3 separate regions of the Mus musculus genome follow, and all the other regions are linked to region 1. Evidence: chromatin loops called from intact Hi-C (ENCODE). Cell type or tissue: heart. All regions are shown on one strand.

The links. Hi-C counts contacts between places; a loop is a spot of excess contacts. Peaks named below come from ENCODE experiments on the same cell type or tissue, not always from the same donor. Only the 100,000 strongest peaks of a DNase experiment are listed, where the experiment ranks them.
Region 2: it touches region 1 in a loop (6-fold over the local background); 41 of 42 quality-filtered maps call a loop at or near these places.
Region 3: a loop joins it to region 1, with 8 times the contacts of the local background. A loop is called at or near these places in 16 of 42 quality-filtered maps.

What each region holds. Positions count from the first base shown.
Region 1 is chr2:65,336,871-65,339,370 of GRCm38, forward strand. All of the region lies in intron 7 of Slc38a11 (solute carrier family 38, member 11), which reads right to left. Among named protein-coding and RNA genes, the nearest start is that of Slc38a11, 26 kb to the right of the region's middle. In heart, a CTCF peak has its summit at 1,000 (motif pointing left); a DNase peak (open chromatin) is centred at 961.
Region 2 is chr2:65,144,350-65,146,849 of GRCm38, forward strand. All of the region lies in intron 2 of Cobll1 (Cobl-like 1), which reads right to left. Among named protein-coding and RNA genes, the nearest start is that of Gm13594, 88 kb to the right of the region's middle. In heart, a CTCF peak has its summit at 1,255 (motif pointing right); a DNase peak (open chromatin) is centred at 1,312; H3K27ac peaks cover 281 bases.
Region 3 is chr2:64,964,262-64,966,761 of GRCm38, forward strand. The region is part of intron 2 of Grb14 (growth factor receptor bound protein 14); the gene reads right to left. Among named protein-coding and RNA genes, the nearest start is that of Grb14, 57 kb to the right of the region's middle. In heart, a CTCF peak has its summit at 1,382 (motif pointing right); a DNase peak (open chromatin) is centred at 2,270; H3K27ac peaks cover 310 bases.

The DNA.
Region 1 (2,500 bases):
TGCTTTGCTTCCTGGTGTGTTTCGTACAAAATCTTTTCGTGCATTGGCCTCAAGAGTCTACCTGTTGGTAGACTTCTCAAGAGGAATTTTGATCATACATGCTTTTAAAACTTATATTTTACTCAGTTATTTGGTTTTGAGACAGAGTTCCAGGCTGGCCTCAAACATGTGATCTCCCTGCCTCAGCCTTTATTATAGCTCTGGGATTAAAAGTGTAGCTTCATCATGTCCATTTACATTCTCAAGCAGCATAAATCCCAGTGGAATTAAAACACCCAGAATCAGCACGGATTGGCCTACCTAATACATACCTTTCCCTCTACCTCTGGTAATAATGGATAGTACAGGCCTGGAGTCTGTTCCTCTGGCCTCTTCTACTTATTGGCTAAAGCATGCCGTTAGCCAAGTTAATCGATCCCTGTTTCAATTTCTGCATTTGTGAAATGGGTGTAACCATCTTATCTAATTCCCTGAGCTATTGCACAGATTAAATGAGATAAGGCGTGTAAATCTTCTGAGCAAGGAACTGTAAGGCAGTATCTATTCAATATATAGTCCGTTTTATCAGTACTGTTTATTAATATTGGATTAATATCCTTTCTTAAGTGTTCAAAGGCAAATAAGCATCCACGAGCATGGCACACTTCTATTGCCACGTTTGAATGAGACTCAGGAGAGTGTATGGAGGTGGACAAGGAGCCCACTGGAGAGCACCGGAGGGGGAAGAGCAACTAAGGGCAATTCTCGAGATGAAAACTCAGCCTTCACGTTTGTTATTCATTGTCTGAATGAAGAGGACACAAGCGAGTCCCATTTGTTTTGTCCAACGTCTGTGGAGTTTGTGCAGTATATCATCTTTCTATAAATGAACTGAGCAGCTCTCAGAGGGGGAAAACTGTCTTTCAGGAAAGCTAGCCTGAGCGGGAGGCCTCCCGTCGTTTCCGGACCTGCTGGGAATCTCTGTTCTTTGAGTGGAAGCTACTGCCACCTGCTGCCTTCACTGCTCTCTCTCCCTCCAGTCAGCCTGGCAAATTCCAGCCTTAATGAGCAACTGAAACATGCACACTTATTTAATATACTTATAAAATGATCCCTGTTGGGCAGTGTTAGCAGAGGGCTTTAACTTTCTGATATGCTCTGAATGTGCAATGTGTTCCAAATCTAGGAAAATGATAGAGGTAACAGGATGTGGGTTTTCAACGGTTTGTCACAGAATAAGACTGAGTTCAGAAACAGGTCCAGGAAGGAGGAGGGGGGGGGGAGAGGGACGGGGAGGGCAGAGGGAGGGGGAAGGCAGAGGGAGGGGGAAGAGCAACTAAGGGATGGAGATGGGGAGGGGGAAAGAGACATGGGGGACAGAGGAAAAGAGAGAGAAGAGAAGAAAAGGAATGGCTATATCCTCCTGGTATAATTTATGAGATGACATAAAATTTGATACCCAACCTAGCTGAAAAACCAATGAAATTACAGTCTTTCTGCTTTTAGATGACAAATGTCAAAATACAAAGATATTAGCAATACGTTCAAGCAATTTGTATGATTAATACATCACCAGAAATGGCCTTCATAATCAATGCCAGGCTAGTCTCATAGAAACATCTGTTAGTACACTTACCATGTTAACACATTAGTGTGGGTAAGCCTATGAATTTTAGCACATACACAAAAGCATATGATTCAGTATTTATTTTCTTAGTCATAGCAAGCAAGCTGTTTTCCTACAATTTTACCGAATCAAACTCATATTGTATGCTTAAACAGGCACATGTACGTAAAACAAAATTTGTGGTTTTAAGTGAAGGAATATTTTCAAGGGTTGACTCTCAAAGATTTCATCTAAACACTAATTCTGATATTTCTTACTTTTTCTTTTTTTAATCTTTGGATCACATGTAGAGTAACATAGACTAGAAACTGGCAGGTAAAGGAGGGGCTCAGGCTGGGCGGTGGTGGTGCATCCTTTAATCCCAGCACTCGGGAGGCAGAGGCAGGCGGATCTCTGAGTTCGAGGCCAGCCTGGTCTACAAAGTGAGTTCCAGGACAGCCAGGGCTACACAGAGAAACCCTGTCTTAAAAAGAAGGGACACAGAATAAAGCTGGTAGAAAATTTGTTATGTTTTTCATCTGAACAAAAATCTGCATATGTATGGTGGACCCTGTGATTTTGTTGTGATACATGTATAGACCAGGTAAATTTTAAATCAGGACAAACACACACACACATGCACATTTACATACTCAATCATTTATTCTCTATCATAAAAATATGTAAAATACTTTTTTCTAGCTTTTAACCATAAACAGTACATTATTATTATCAATAACCATTCTACTGAATATAGAACATAGAACTTATTTCTGTTAATTGTGTCTTTGTATACCTCCTCCTAAGCCTCTCGTGGCAACCATTTAACTCTTTAACTTGTAAGAAAGTAACTGTTTTTGTGTGCCTTTTGGAGACATGTTCTCATTATATACCTTAGCTGGCCTGGGATTCCTA
Region 2 (2,500 bases), 190 kb before region 1:
ACTAACTCAGCTTCCATTATGGGAATTTATAGCTCAGAATTTATAGTCACTCCATGGTAAAGAATTAAAAGGACCAAATAGGGAGTGGGTTTCTGACTGTGCTGTCTGGTTTTATGTCAAGTTGAAACAAGCTAACGTCATGTCAAAAGAGGGAGCCTTGATTAAGGAAATACCTTGGTAAGACCCAGCTGCAGGCCCACTCATCCTCCTCATCTATGAGCCACTGGGGCAGAGGAAAGGGCCAGCCCCACAGATCCAAAGCTGCAGTATCTCCATAACAACAGGTTATCTGAGGAGTCCCTGGGAGGATCCAGTATTGATGCTATATTAGAAGCCAGAGGTCTTGAACCAGACTCATTGCAATGAACCTAGTGGTAAAGATGTATAGACAAAAGGGAATGCTATGGGACACACCATGACACACTACAACATCCACAATGAGATTTTTTTTTTTTATGCTTTGTATTTTATTTTTTTGTTTTGTTTTGTTTTGGGGGGATTCTAGGACAGATAGCAGATACATAGAGACAAGGAGACAAGCTGATTTGGATGCATGAGGTAAAACAAAAAAATCAATAAAAGGTTAAGATGTACAGTAAACCTGTAGGATATCTTCTTAATTAGTGACTGATGGTGGAGGGCCCAGCTCGTAGTGGGTGGTGTCATCCCTGAGCATATGGTAGAAGTTCTATGGGGTTCTATAAGAAATCAGGCTAAGCCATCCTTGAGAAGCAAGCCAGTCAGTAGTACTCTTCCATGGCCCCTGCATCAGCTCCTGCCTCCAGGTCCCTGTCCAGCTTGAGTTCCTGTCCTGATTTCCTTTCATGATGAGCAGTAATACGGAACTGTAGGTCAAACAAACCCGTTCCTCCCTATGCCGTTTTGTTGGTCATGGTGTTTTACGGTGAAAATGGAAACCCTAACTCAGACACTGACCAAACCAGCCTGGAAAAACATCTGTTTTTTGTTTGGGTGGTTGCTTTGTTGTTGTTTTGCTTGTCCTTTGGTGACAGGGTCTCGTTAACTGTTGACCACAAACTTGCTATTTCTCTGAAGGTGACTTTGATTCCCCTACAAACTTCTGATCCCCCAACATCTGACTCCCAAGTACTGGCGACAAACATGGCTCTATTTAGCAGTTTTTAATAAGTACAACTATAATGTGAAGTTTTTAATTCTGATCCATACGCATTTTAACAAAAACTGACTCACAATGGTGTAGCCTGTCACTTTTCTTAGTCTACTCACTTCCAATAGGTGGCACTCTACTCCATGTAAATACTCCTGGGTTGGCTGCTGATCCGCCCTGTACCAGTCTGAACTGCTCTTAGTGGCACTGACCAAGGGAATAGGGCCACAGGTTTTATATGAAATATCTCTGGGTTATTTAACACAAAAACCTTGAGGTCACACACTAAGCTATGAAGCAAAGTGTAATTTTCATGCTGGGGTTTCTACTTAAGGGCAATGTTGCCTTTGTTGGCAGGCATGGTATCCGAAGATTCAATCATATCAAAACAAATGTCTACTTGTATAATGAAGGGCTGTCTCCAGGCTTGTTATACACGGTGGCCTTTCCTTCCTCCCTGTTGAAGAAGAGGGTTGCTAGTACAGCATAGGATGCCCCCCCACCCCACCCCCACCCCCAGCCACATCCTCAATGGGAAACGTTCATCAATCTCCCAAACTGGACATTTTGGTTAAAGATATAGAACTTTCTCCTGGGAGGCAGCTGCAGGAGGAATGTGAGCAGAGATCAGTTTGTTTTACAGACTGAAACACTGTCTCAAAAACAAAAAAGGAACTTTCCCCAAGCACCAGGGTATCTCATCCCTGAGTGCAGCAGCCTCCCATGCTCACTTGAGCAGTTAAGGACAGCAACAGTGAAAAGAGCAACTCGGTGGGATACCTGCACATAGGCGCATACACCCAAGTGCATGCACACGCAAACACACATGCGTGCACACACACACACTACATGTTATAGACAAATATTCTAGTTCCTCCTTCCTTCCATCATCCAAGCTATTTTATTGCAGACAGAAATGGCTAGAGTTTTCAATCAGACTACAGCTACCATCAACATAAGCAAGGGGAGAAGATAGCAGAGACAGATGGACATGGCATCACTAAACTCCGGTATTCACTAAAGCTGCCATGCTAAGTCAGGATAATGTGTCTTTGCTCTCCCCTTAGCATCATTGATTACTGCCCCAACGTCACTGTGTTCCAAACCAGAATAAGCTCTAGGGAAAACCAGTGGACACACAAAGGCATTCTTCTGCAGGTAAAGTTATACATGCCCATGTTCATGAAGGGAACATTTCAGACATACTCTTGTATCAGAAATGTGACAAGAGATCTTGAAACATCTTCCCGCAGATAGGGTAGGTATACTTTAGGAGAGAAATTCTTTTGAAAAGTAAAGCACAAATATACTCTTCATACGTATTACGTTCTGATGCCAATAATGTTTTCTGCACCAAATGCATGGGCAATC
Region 3 (2,500 bases), 370 kb before region 1:
TAGGCTTCCATCCAAAGTTATGCCCATATACATATGTGCACATGTGCATATGTGGACACACATAGGTATAAGCTTCCATTCTAAGCTACCCCCACATACTTATGTGCACATGCACATATGTGCACACGTGCACACACACACACATTTCTGTGCATTTGAATCCAATGTACATTATACAGAGTCAAGTCAAAAATCCCTTGCTAATTTCCCAATGACGTCATCCAAGACCTGTCTCTGAATAGTCAGTGTTTTAAGATACATGTAGTCATGTAGGGTTAACTCCTCTTTACATGATACAAACCTTCTCAGATGCTAACAAACACTTAACCACACTTAAGGCAGAAAACCACTGGTTAAGCTTAGGTTGGGCACAATGTTATCCTGATGTCTCCTTTCAGTTTTTAAGTAACCATTTATTCTCAGAATAACCACTATACATGTGTAAGTGAAAAAGTTCAAATCAGTTCACACAGTGAGAAAGAAGGACAAAAGGAGAGGGGAGGAGGGGAAAGAGTGTAGAGATGAGGAGACAGACAAAAGGATGCAGACATGGTGCATCCAGCTGCAACACTCTTATGGAGACAAACAGCATCCACCCACGCATGCACTGTTAGGAACTATTTGTCTTCATTGATCTTTAAAATTTTTTCCCCATAATTTAATGTCTCAGAAACTCAAATGAATTTTACCATTAAAGGTCTGTTGGAGTTTAATGAGAGGTGTGTTGAATGACATTATCATGTGATATATAGTGCCAAACAGCCAATGGTATATGCTATGTACAGTCTCCCTGTGATGTTTACGTATTACTCTATAGACTTTAAGTCACACCTCTGAAAAAAATAACTTTCCAAATCCTAACATTCCCATACTGTGACAGTTCTAGAGGACAACCAATTTATATCCAGGCTGTAATTCTGTTTCCTTTAAACGTTCCCATGTATCTGTGTGAAACCCATAGCGTGCATATTCCTATTCAAAGCACACACACACACACACAATGTTGTCAGAATAATAAGATAATAAAAGTTAGCAGAATTCAGGCTGAACAATTGACAAAGGTCCTAATCTCAGAAAGAAGAAAGCCAAGGCGAGGGAAGAAGTGACTTGTTCAGGCACCTGCTCCCTGGCAGAACCATGGAACCTGTATTGGCTCCACCTAGACACTGTCTGAACTCCTCCCCCACTGCTAGTCCAGTGTCCATGCCTCTTTAAGCTGCGACTGCTTCATGACACGTTCTTTTAAAAGATTAGCAAGCTAAGCATCACACCAGAATATATAAATGAGATGTATGTCACAAAGCACCTAGTTTTTGAATGCCAAAGAGTTGCTTGCGTTTTCATTGTTTTCTGAATGTTACAAAGCATGCAACTATAGAAACAGCCAGCAGAGGGAGGCTTTATTCTGAGTTGGTACTAATACAGACCCCAGATAGATTTTTCTGTCTGGGGCAATGGCTCAGCTTGCTGCCAAGGCTGCATCTTTAAATGAATCCTGTGGGGACATACAGTGGGTGCCAAAGAGAGGAAGAAGGAAACTGACTTCCACAAGTTATTCTCTCACCTCCTCAAAGATGTCCACACTACCCCGAACACACATAGATAGTAAATAAATAAATGTAAAACAAAAAAGCAAATATGTATACTGACAGAAACCAAAAGACTGTTAATTGCATGAAGTTCCTTCTTGATATATTTATAATCTTGTATCAAAGTAGATTTTTTAAATTTCTGAACAGTTGGACGTTTAAGATTAGTTGCTTCTATATTAACATTGAGAAAATATCCTGTGAACATATATACAGGCATAAATATACATGTGTGTTAGAGAAAGAGAAAATATTTCTCAGATCCTGTGATTTAGAATACTGATATCAAAATTTCTCTTCAAAAATTAATTTGGCTGCTAGAGTTAATTTAATTTCAGAAACTCCTGTCGATATTTTCCAAAGTACAGAGACACAGGACAGGTCATGGGGCTTTAGTAACTTTCTGAAAATGTTATGATTACCAAATACTATTTTAATGTCTTTTTTTTGGGGGGGGGGACTGTCTGAAGGCTGAACATTTTTAATACTTTACCAGGGTGGAAATCTTTACATTTTCAGAGGGAAGTAGCATCTGAAATTACCAAAAGCCCTACTTCTTTCTTTGCCAACAAGAGATTATTATTTTTAAATTCTGGCTCAGGCGACTGGGGCGCCGCCAAGAAAGCCAGCCCTTCAGACAGTCCCGAGCAGGAGTCTGAGACTGGCCATCACTCCAGCTATTTTTAATCAGCCTTGTGTGCCAGGCATGGACCAGGCATTGTGGTTTACAAAATAACGTGAGGCTCGGTGCCTGTTCCCATGGAGTTACAGCCCAGGTGTCTACAGTGCTGAGAATACTGGAATCTGATCTGGGTCAGACTGGTGGGGAACTTCAGGAGAACATCTTCTAAATCTTCAACTTCTCATACTTTAAAATGTATGAAGAGCTAACAGCACTCAGTGTTGTATGT